Regions from separate parts of the Homo sapiens genome. Here region 1 is linked to region 2. A link is an interaction called in ENCODE POLR2A ChIA-PET data of the cell type or tissue named here. Cell type or tissue: Panc1. All regions are shown on one strand.

Region 1 (4,000 bases), 54 kb before region 2:
ATAAATTATACAGGCTGACTAGGCATGTAAGTCCTTCCTGTTCTCCTTCCCTTTGCCTGGTGGGAGGCCTGGAGCTGCTGAGCCAAACAGAGCCTCCAAGGAGCCAGCCAGGCAGTGGGGTCCCTCCAATTACAGAACTAGAAACAGATGACACTAGGCTCATTCCACAGTAGCAACACCTGTTTTCATCCTGTTAGTGTTTAGTTGAGTTCGGAGTTTCAAAAACTAAATGATCCTTTAAAAAATCTAATTACCTCTGAAAATTCTAAAAGATTTAGATCACTTAAATTACCAAACCCTAGCTCTTATTCAATATCATTATATTTCTTTTTCTTTTCTTTTCTTTTTTTTGAGACAGAGTTTCGCTGTTTTTGCCCAGGCTGGAGTGCAGTGGCGCCATCTCAGCTCACTGCAACCTCTACCTTCTGTTTCCAAGGTACTCAGCCTCTCGAGTAGCTGGGATACAGGCTCCCGCCACCATGCCCAGCTAATTTTTGTATTTAGTAGAGACGGGGTTTCACTATGTTGGCCAGGCTGGTCTCAAACTCTTGACCTTGTGATCCGCCCGCTTCGGCCTCCCAAAGTGCTGGGATTACAGGCGTGAGCCACCGCGCCCGGCCATTATCATTATATTTCTAGATTATTCTTAAGATTTGCTTCAACAAAGTTGCTTTTTTACTGAGGAGACTTGCTTAGATTATTATAAAAATTAGACGTTATTTCCTGAGTGTAAATTGACAGTGGAGACAAATGACCAGAACCATTCTGGATGAAAGGAAAACTACATCGGAGCTGTGGAATCAGTGAATATCTCACTTCACATCACTTGGTAGTAGAGATGTGTTCTGATAAAGTTATACATAAATTGAAATTTGATATATCAATTATACCATACTAAGCAAACACTGCATTTAAATTAATAAATGAATTACGAAAAGAATTCTTTTTCAAAGCAAATAATCATGTCTCTCACTTACCTCTTTATAAGGCAAGCAGTTAAAATATTAATTTTGCTTAAATGATACCCATGTATTCAAGCAGAAAATAAAATCCTGACTCCATGTACACCAAAGGTTTTATTGCCACATTCCTCTATCATTGTCTTCAGCCTGTATGATCTAATTAACACAGTAGCAAAGACCTGTCCAGTTCCAACTACAGAAACACATCAGCTTAAGTTTTCTCTGCTTGAAGACCCAGGGGTCAGCAATCCCCATTTCACTATGTAATAAGAAACAGTGTCACCTGAGTTAGAAACATACTGGGTCATTGGCAGACCAAAAGTATTTCAGGATACACAAAAGCATGCCATTTTTAAACCTGACTTCAAATAGATCTAAGTCAGTTTCTCATAGTCACAAACATGAAGAAAAAAGTGTAGTTTGCCTAGTTCTGGCCACACATCCTTTGTATGCCATTTAAAAATATGTATGAAACTTACCATGACTCAATGGTAGAGTGGGAAAAACACGGAAAACATAACAGCTGTATTTGCCGGGCGTGGTGGCTCTCGCCTGTAATCCCAACACTTTGGGAGGCCAAGGCAGGAGGATCACGAGGTCAGGAGATCGAGACCATCCTGGCCAACAATGGTGAAACCCCATCTCTACTAAAAATACAAAAATTAGCTGGGTATGGTGGCATGTTCCTATAATCCCAGCTACTTGGGAGGCTGCCAGGAGGCAGAGGTTTTAGTGAGCCAAGATTGCACCATTGCACTCCAGCCTGGCGACAGAGCGAGACTCCATGTCAAAAAAAAAAAAAAAAAAAAAAGATGAAATTAAGAAATTCTCAGATAAACAAAACCTGAGTTAGTTGCTAGTATACCTGCCCTACAAGAAATACAAAAGGAAATCCTCCAGACTGAAGTGAAAGAACCCTAGATTACTTGAATGAGGAAACAAAGAATACTCATAGCTACATACGTAAATATAAAAGTCAGTATTATTTTTAGTTTGTAGCTTCTCTTTATTTCCTGTATGATTTAAAAATTACATAAAATAATTATGAATCTATGTTGAAGAATACAGAATGTATGAAGATGTACAGGTCTGGGCCCAGCATGGTGGCTCACGTTTGTAATCCCATCACTTTGGGAGGCTGAGGCAGGAGGATCACTTGAGCCCAGGAGTTCAAGAACAGTCTGGGCAACATAGTGAAAACCCATCTCTACAAAAAATACAAAAATTTAGCTGGACATAGTGGCATACACCTGTGGTCCCAGCTAAATGGGGGGCTGAGGTGGGAGGCTTGCTTGAGCTGTGACTGGGTCATTGCACTCCAGGACAGGTGACAGAACAAGACTCTGTCTCAAAAAAAGATGAGTAGGTTTGGGAGGCCGATGTGGGAGTACAAGAGAAGCCAGGAGTTCAAGACAAGCCTAGACTGTAACATAGCAAGACCCTGTCTCTAGAAAAAAAAATTTTTTTCATTAGCCAGGCATGGTGGCACAGGCCTGTGGTCCTAGCTGTTCAGGAGGCTAAGGATAGAGGATCACTTGAACCCTGGAGTTTGAAGCTACAGTAAACTATAATCTCACCTTTGCACTCCAGCCTGAGTGACAGATCAAGACCCTGTCTCTTAGAAAAACATATACAGGAATTTTGTGTCAATAACAACAAAAAAATAGATGGGACTGTATAGGAGCAAAATTTTTGTATAGTATTAAAACTAAGTTGGCATTAATTGAACTACGTTGTTATGAATTAAGATATTAATTGCAATCCACTGAGTAACCGCTAAGAAAATACCTGGCTGGGCACGGTGGCCCAGGCCTGTAATCCCTGCACTTTGGGAGGCTGAGGTAGGCAGTTCACCTGAGGTCAGGAGTTCAAGAACAGCCTGGCCAACGTGGTGAAACTCCATCTCTACTAAAAATAAAATTAGCCAGGCATGCATCTGTAATCCCAGCTACTAGGGAGGCCAAGGGAGAACTCCTTGAACCTGGGAGGTGGAGGTTGCAGTGAGACGAGACAGCACCATTGCACTCCAGCCTGGGCAACAGAGTGAGACTCCATCTCAAAAAAAAAAAAAACAAAAAAAAACCTAAAAATACATATAGCAAAAGAAAGAAGTAGGCCGGGCGTGGTGGCTCCTGCCTGTAATCCCAGCACTTTGGGAGGCCAAGGCAGGCAGATCATGAGGTCAGGAGATTGAGACCATCCTGGCCAACATGGTGAAACCCCATGTCTACTAAAAATACAAAAAGTAGCTGGGCATGGTGGTGCTTGCCTGTAGTCCCAGCTACTCGGGAGGCTGAGGCAATAGAACCGCTTAAGCCTGGGAGGCAGAGGTTGCAGTGAGCCAAAATTGCGCCGTTGCAGTGAGCCGAAATTGCGCCGCTGCATTCCAGCCTGGTGACAGAGCTAGACTCCCTCTCAAAAAAAAAAAAAAACAAAAAACCCAGAAACAAGAGCAAATCAAAATGGCACACAAGAAAATATTGCTTTAACACGGTGGGGCACAGTGGCTCATGCCTGTAATCCCAACACTTTGGGAGGCAGAGGCAGGTGGATCACCTGAGGTCAGGAGTTTGACAACAGCCTGACCAACATGGTGAAACCTCATCCCTACTAAAAATACAAAAATTGGCCGGGCGCAGTGGCTCACGCCTGTAATCCCAGCACTTTGGGAGGCCGAGGCGGGCGGATCACAAGGTCAGGAGATCGAGACCATCCTGGCTAACATGGTGAAATCCTGTCTCTACTAAAAATACAAAAAAAAAAATTAGCCGGGCATGGTGGTGGGCGCCTGTAGTCCCAGCTGCTTGGGAGGCTGAGGCAGGAGAATGGCGTGAACCCGGGAGGCGGAGCTGGCAGTGAGCCGAGATTGCGCCACTGCACTCTAGCCTGGGCAACAGAGCAAGACTCTCTCTCACAAAAAAAAAAAAAACGAAAATTAGCTAGGTGTGGCGGGGGGGCACCTGTAATCCTAGCTTCTCAGGAGGCTGAGGCACGAGAATTACTTGAACCCAGGAGGTGGGAGTTGCAGTGAGTCGAGA
Region 2 (4,000 bases):
GGCCAGGCACGGTGGCTCACACCTGTAATCTCAGCACTTTGGGGGTCCGAGGCAGGGGGATCACAAGGTCAGGAGTTCAAGACCAGCCTGGCCAACACAGTGAAACCCCATCTCTACTAAAAATACAAAAATTAGCTGGGCATGGTGGCGCATGCCTATAGTCCCAACTACTTGGGAGGCTGAGGCAGGAGAATTGCTTGAACTCAGGAGCCGAGAATGTGCCACTGCACTCCAGCCTGGGCAACAGAGACAGACAGAAAGAAAGACAGAAAGAAAGACAGACAGAAAAGAAAGAAAGAAAGAGAAAGAAAGAAAGAAAGAGGGAAAGAAAGAAAAGAAAGAAAGAAAGACAAAAAGAAAGAAAGAAAATTATTTTTAAGTTAATAAACATACGCCAGCATCTTTTTCTTTTTCATCCTCCTTGTCATCTTTGTCTTTTTTCTTCTCTTTAGAACTTTCCCCACCATCAGTTTTCTCTTTGGACCTAGATCTACCAAAAAAATAAAAGAGACAAGAGAAATGTCATTCATTTGTACTTAGAAACATTCATTTTTAAATACTTTTTTTTTTTTTTTTGAGACAGTGTCTCACTCTGTCGCCCAGACTGGAGTGGAGTGAAATGGTGCGATCTCAGCTCACTGCAACCTCCACCTCCCGGGTTCAAGCGATTCTCCTGTCACAGACTCCCGAATAGCTGAGATTACAGGTGCCAGCCACCACACTCATATAATTTTTGTATTTTTAGTAGAGACAGGTTTTCACCATGTTGGCCAGGCTGGTCCTGAACTTCTAACCTCAGGTGATCTGCCCACCTCAGCCTCTCAATGTGCTGGGATTATAGGCATGAGCCACCTCGCCCGGCCTTAAAATACTTTTACAGGTGGGGTAAGGTGCCTCACACTTATATACCCAGCACTTTGGGAAGCCAAGGCAGGAGGATCAATTGAAAACAGGAGTTAAAGAGATCAGCCAGGGGAACATAACAAGATCCAATCTTTCCAAAATATACTAAGAATTAGCTGGGTATGGTGGTGTGCACCTGCAGTCCTACCTACTGAGGAGGCAGAAACAAGACGATCACTTGAGCCCAGTAGTTCGAGGCTGCAGTCAGCTATGATCCCATCACTGCACTCAAGCTTGGGTGACAAAGTGAGACCCTGTCTCTTTTTAAAAAAAAAAAAAAAAAAAAAAAATTTGGTCAGGCATAGTGGCTCATGCCTGTAAGCTCAGTATTTTGGGAGGCCAAGGCAGGAAGATCACTTGAGCCCAGGAGTTCGAGACCAGCCAGGATAATACAGTGAGACCTCGTCTCTATTAAATTAAAACAAAAAATACATAAGTACACTTATTAGACTTGTATTCCAATATTTAGGTAAGAAATAAACTTCTAAGAGTCAACTGTGTTTTCATATTCCATTAACAAACACCTGGAGGCTGGGCATGGTGGCTCATGCCTCTAATCTCAGCACTTTGAGAGGCCAAGGCAGGCAGATCACGAGGTCAGGAGATCGAGACCATCCTGGCCAATATGGTGAAACCCCAACTCGGCCGGGCGCGGTGGCTCACGCCTGTAATCCCAGCACTCTGTGAGGCCGAGGCAGGTGGATCACATGAGGTTAGGAGTTCTAGACCAGCCTGACCAACATGGTGAAACCCTGTCTCTACTAAAAGTACAAAAATTAGCCGGGCTTGGTGGCAGGCGCCTGTAATCCCAGCTACTCAGGGGTGGGAGGCCGAGGCAGGAGAATCACTTGAACTCGGGAGGCGGAGGTTGCAGTGAGCCGAGATTGCACCATTGCCCACCAGCCTGGGAGACAAGAGCAAAACTTCACCTCAAAAAAAAAAAAAAAACAAACAAAAAAAACAAACCCCGTCTCTACTAAAAAATACAAAAATCAGCTGGGTATGGTGGCACGTGCCTGTAATCTCAGCTATTCAGGAGGCTGAGGCAGGAGAATAGCCTGAACCAGGGAGTCAGAGGTTGCAATGAGCTGATATTGCACAACTACATTCCAGCCTGACGACAGAGCAAGATTCTGCCTCAAAAAAAAAAAAAAAAAAAAAACCTTGAAAATATAACGAAAAAAATTAATCCCATGACACTAATGGGAAGCATTACTAAATATTTGGAAATTCAACCCAAGAAAAACTGAACATACTACATACAAACAATATAGTTTGTTTATAGGTAGGATAGTTAAAATGTGATAAATGAAGAAACAGACCAATATATTAATATTCTGCAAGATAATTTATATATGTAATAACGTTTAAAATCCCAAGGGACATGCATTTCGAATGTTCTAATGTTCTAATGATTTTAGGGGATTTTTTTGAGACGGAGTCTCTCTCTGTCGGCCAGGCTGGAGTGCAGTGGCGCAATCTCGGCTCACTGCAACCTCCACCTCCCGGCTTCAAGTGATTCTCCTGCCTCAGCCTCCCGAGTAGCTGGGATCACAGGTGTGTGCCACCACACCTGACTAATTTTTTACTTTTAGTAAAGACGAGGTTTCACCATGTTGGTCAGACTGGTCTCAAACTCCTGACCTCGTGATCCATCCACCTCGGCCTCCCAAAGTGCTAGGATTACAGGCGTGAGCCACTTCACCCAGACTTCTAATGATTTTTTAATGTTAAAATAACCTGCCATTCTTGGAATAAACCCAACTTGTTTACGCACCCCAACTTACGGCATCTCATAATGAATAAAATTTCTTAATTTTAATGTAATCAAATTAGTCAACCTTTTTTCTCCTTTATAATTGGTGCTTTTTAAAGTAGTTTAGAAATCCTTCCAGATTTGATGTAAGATACCTAGAGGTGAAGAAGAAGATACTCTCTGGCACAAACTTCTAAAAGGTTTAGAATTTTGCCATCTAATTTGGTCTTTGCTTGGAATTGCTTTTTGTACACAGAATAAGGTAGGCAGTCTTATTTCATAAAAGGATACTAGATATCCCTAGAGCAATTTAAAAATTTTTCTGGCCAGGCACGGTGGCTCACGCCTTTAATCCCAGCACTTTGGGAGGCCGAGGCGGGTGGATCACGAGATCAGGAGATCGAGACCATTCTGGCTAACACGGTGAAACCCCATCTCTACTAAAAAATACAAAAAATTAGCTGGGCATGTTGGCACACACCTGCAGTCCCAGCTACTCGGGAGGCTGAGGCAAGAGAATTACTTGAACCCGGGAGGCGAAGGTTGCAGTGAGCCGAGATTGCACCACTGCATTCCAGCCAGGGCAACAGAACGAGACTTTGGCTGTTAAAAAAAAAAAAAAAATCTTCACTTATTACATCATCACCTCTGTCATCTATCAAATTACCATGTGTATGGATGCCTTTCTGGGCTCTTTACATGGTTCACTAATCTGTCTGTCCACTGCTAAACAAATTGCACATTGTCTTAATTTCTGTTAACTTTTTTTTGTTTTTTTTTTTTGAGAAGGAGTTTCACTCTTGTTGCCCAGGCTGGAGTGCAACGGCATGATCTCACCTCACCGCAACCTCTGCCTCCTGGGTTCAAGCGATTCTCCGGCCTCAGCCTCCAGAGTAGCTGGGATTACAGGCATACGCCACCACGCCCAGCTAATTTTGTATTTTTAGTAGAGACGGGGTTTATCCACAATGGTCAGGCTGGTCGCCAACTCCCAACCTCAGGTGATCCGCCCACCTTGGCCTCCCAAAGTGCAAGGATTACAGGCGTCAGCCACCGCGCCTGGCCTAATTTCTTAACTTTTAAGACAAGTCTTGGCTGGGCGCGGTGGCTCAGGCCTGTAATCCCAGCACTTTGGGAAGCCGAGGTGGGCAGATCACTTGAGGTCAGGAGTTCGAGACCAGCCTGGCAAACATGCCAAAACCCCATCTCCACTAAAAACATAAAAATTAGCTGGGATATTATGTCTGCCTCTTCATATAATCCCAGGACTTTTGGAGGCCTAGGTGAGAGGATTGCTTGAGTCTACAAGTTTAAGGTTAGTGAGCTATGTTCTTGCCACTT

Evidence for each region. Peaks named below come from ENCODE experiments on the same cell type or tissue, not always from the same donor. Only the 100,000 strongest peaks of a DNase experiment are listed, where the experiment ranks them.
Region 1: POLR2A ChIA-PET joins it to region 2 with 15 read pairs; 11 of 35 experiments call an interaction of 5 or more read pairs at or near these places.

What each region holds. Positions count from the first base shown.
Region 1 is chr5:134,820,931-134,824,930 of GRCh38, reverse strand. The region is part of intron 21 of DDX46 (DEAD-box helicase 46); the gene reads right to left. Among named protein-coding and RNA genes, the nearest start is that of C5orf24, 23 kb to the left of the region's middle. In Panc1, no CTCF peak of the experiment used is centred here; no DNase peak of the experiment used is centred here.
Region 2 is chr5:134,767,393-134,771,392 of GRCh38, reverse strand. It overlaps DDX46 (DEAD-box helicase 46), which reads right to left. Exons shown (of 23, transcript NM_001300860.2): 4 at 394-490. Among named protein-coding and RNA genes, the nearest start is that of DDX46, 11 kb to the right of the region's middle. In Panc1, no CTCF peak of the experiment used is centred here; a DNase peak (open chromatin) is centred at 2,060.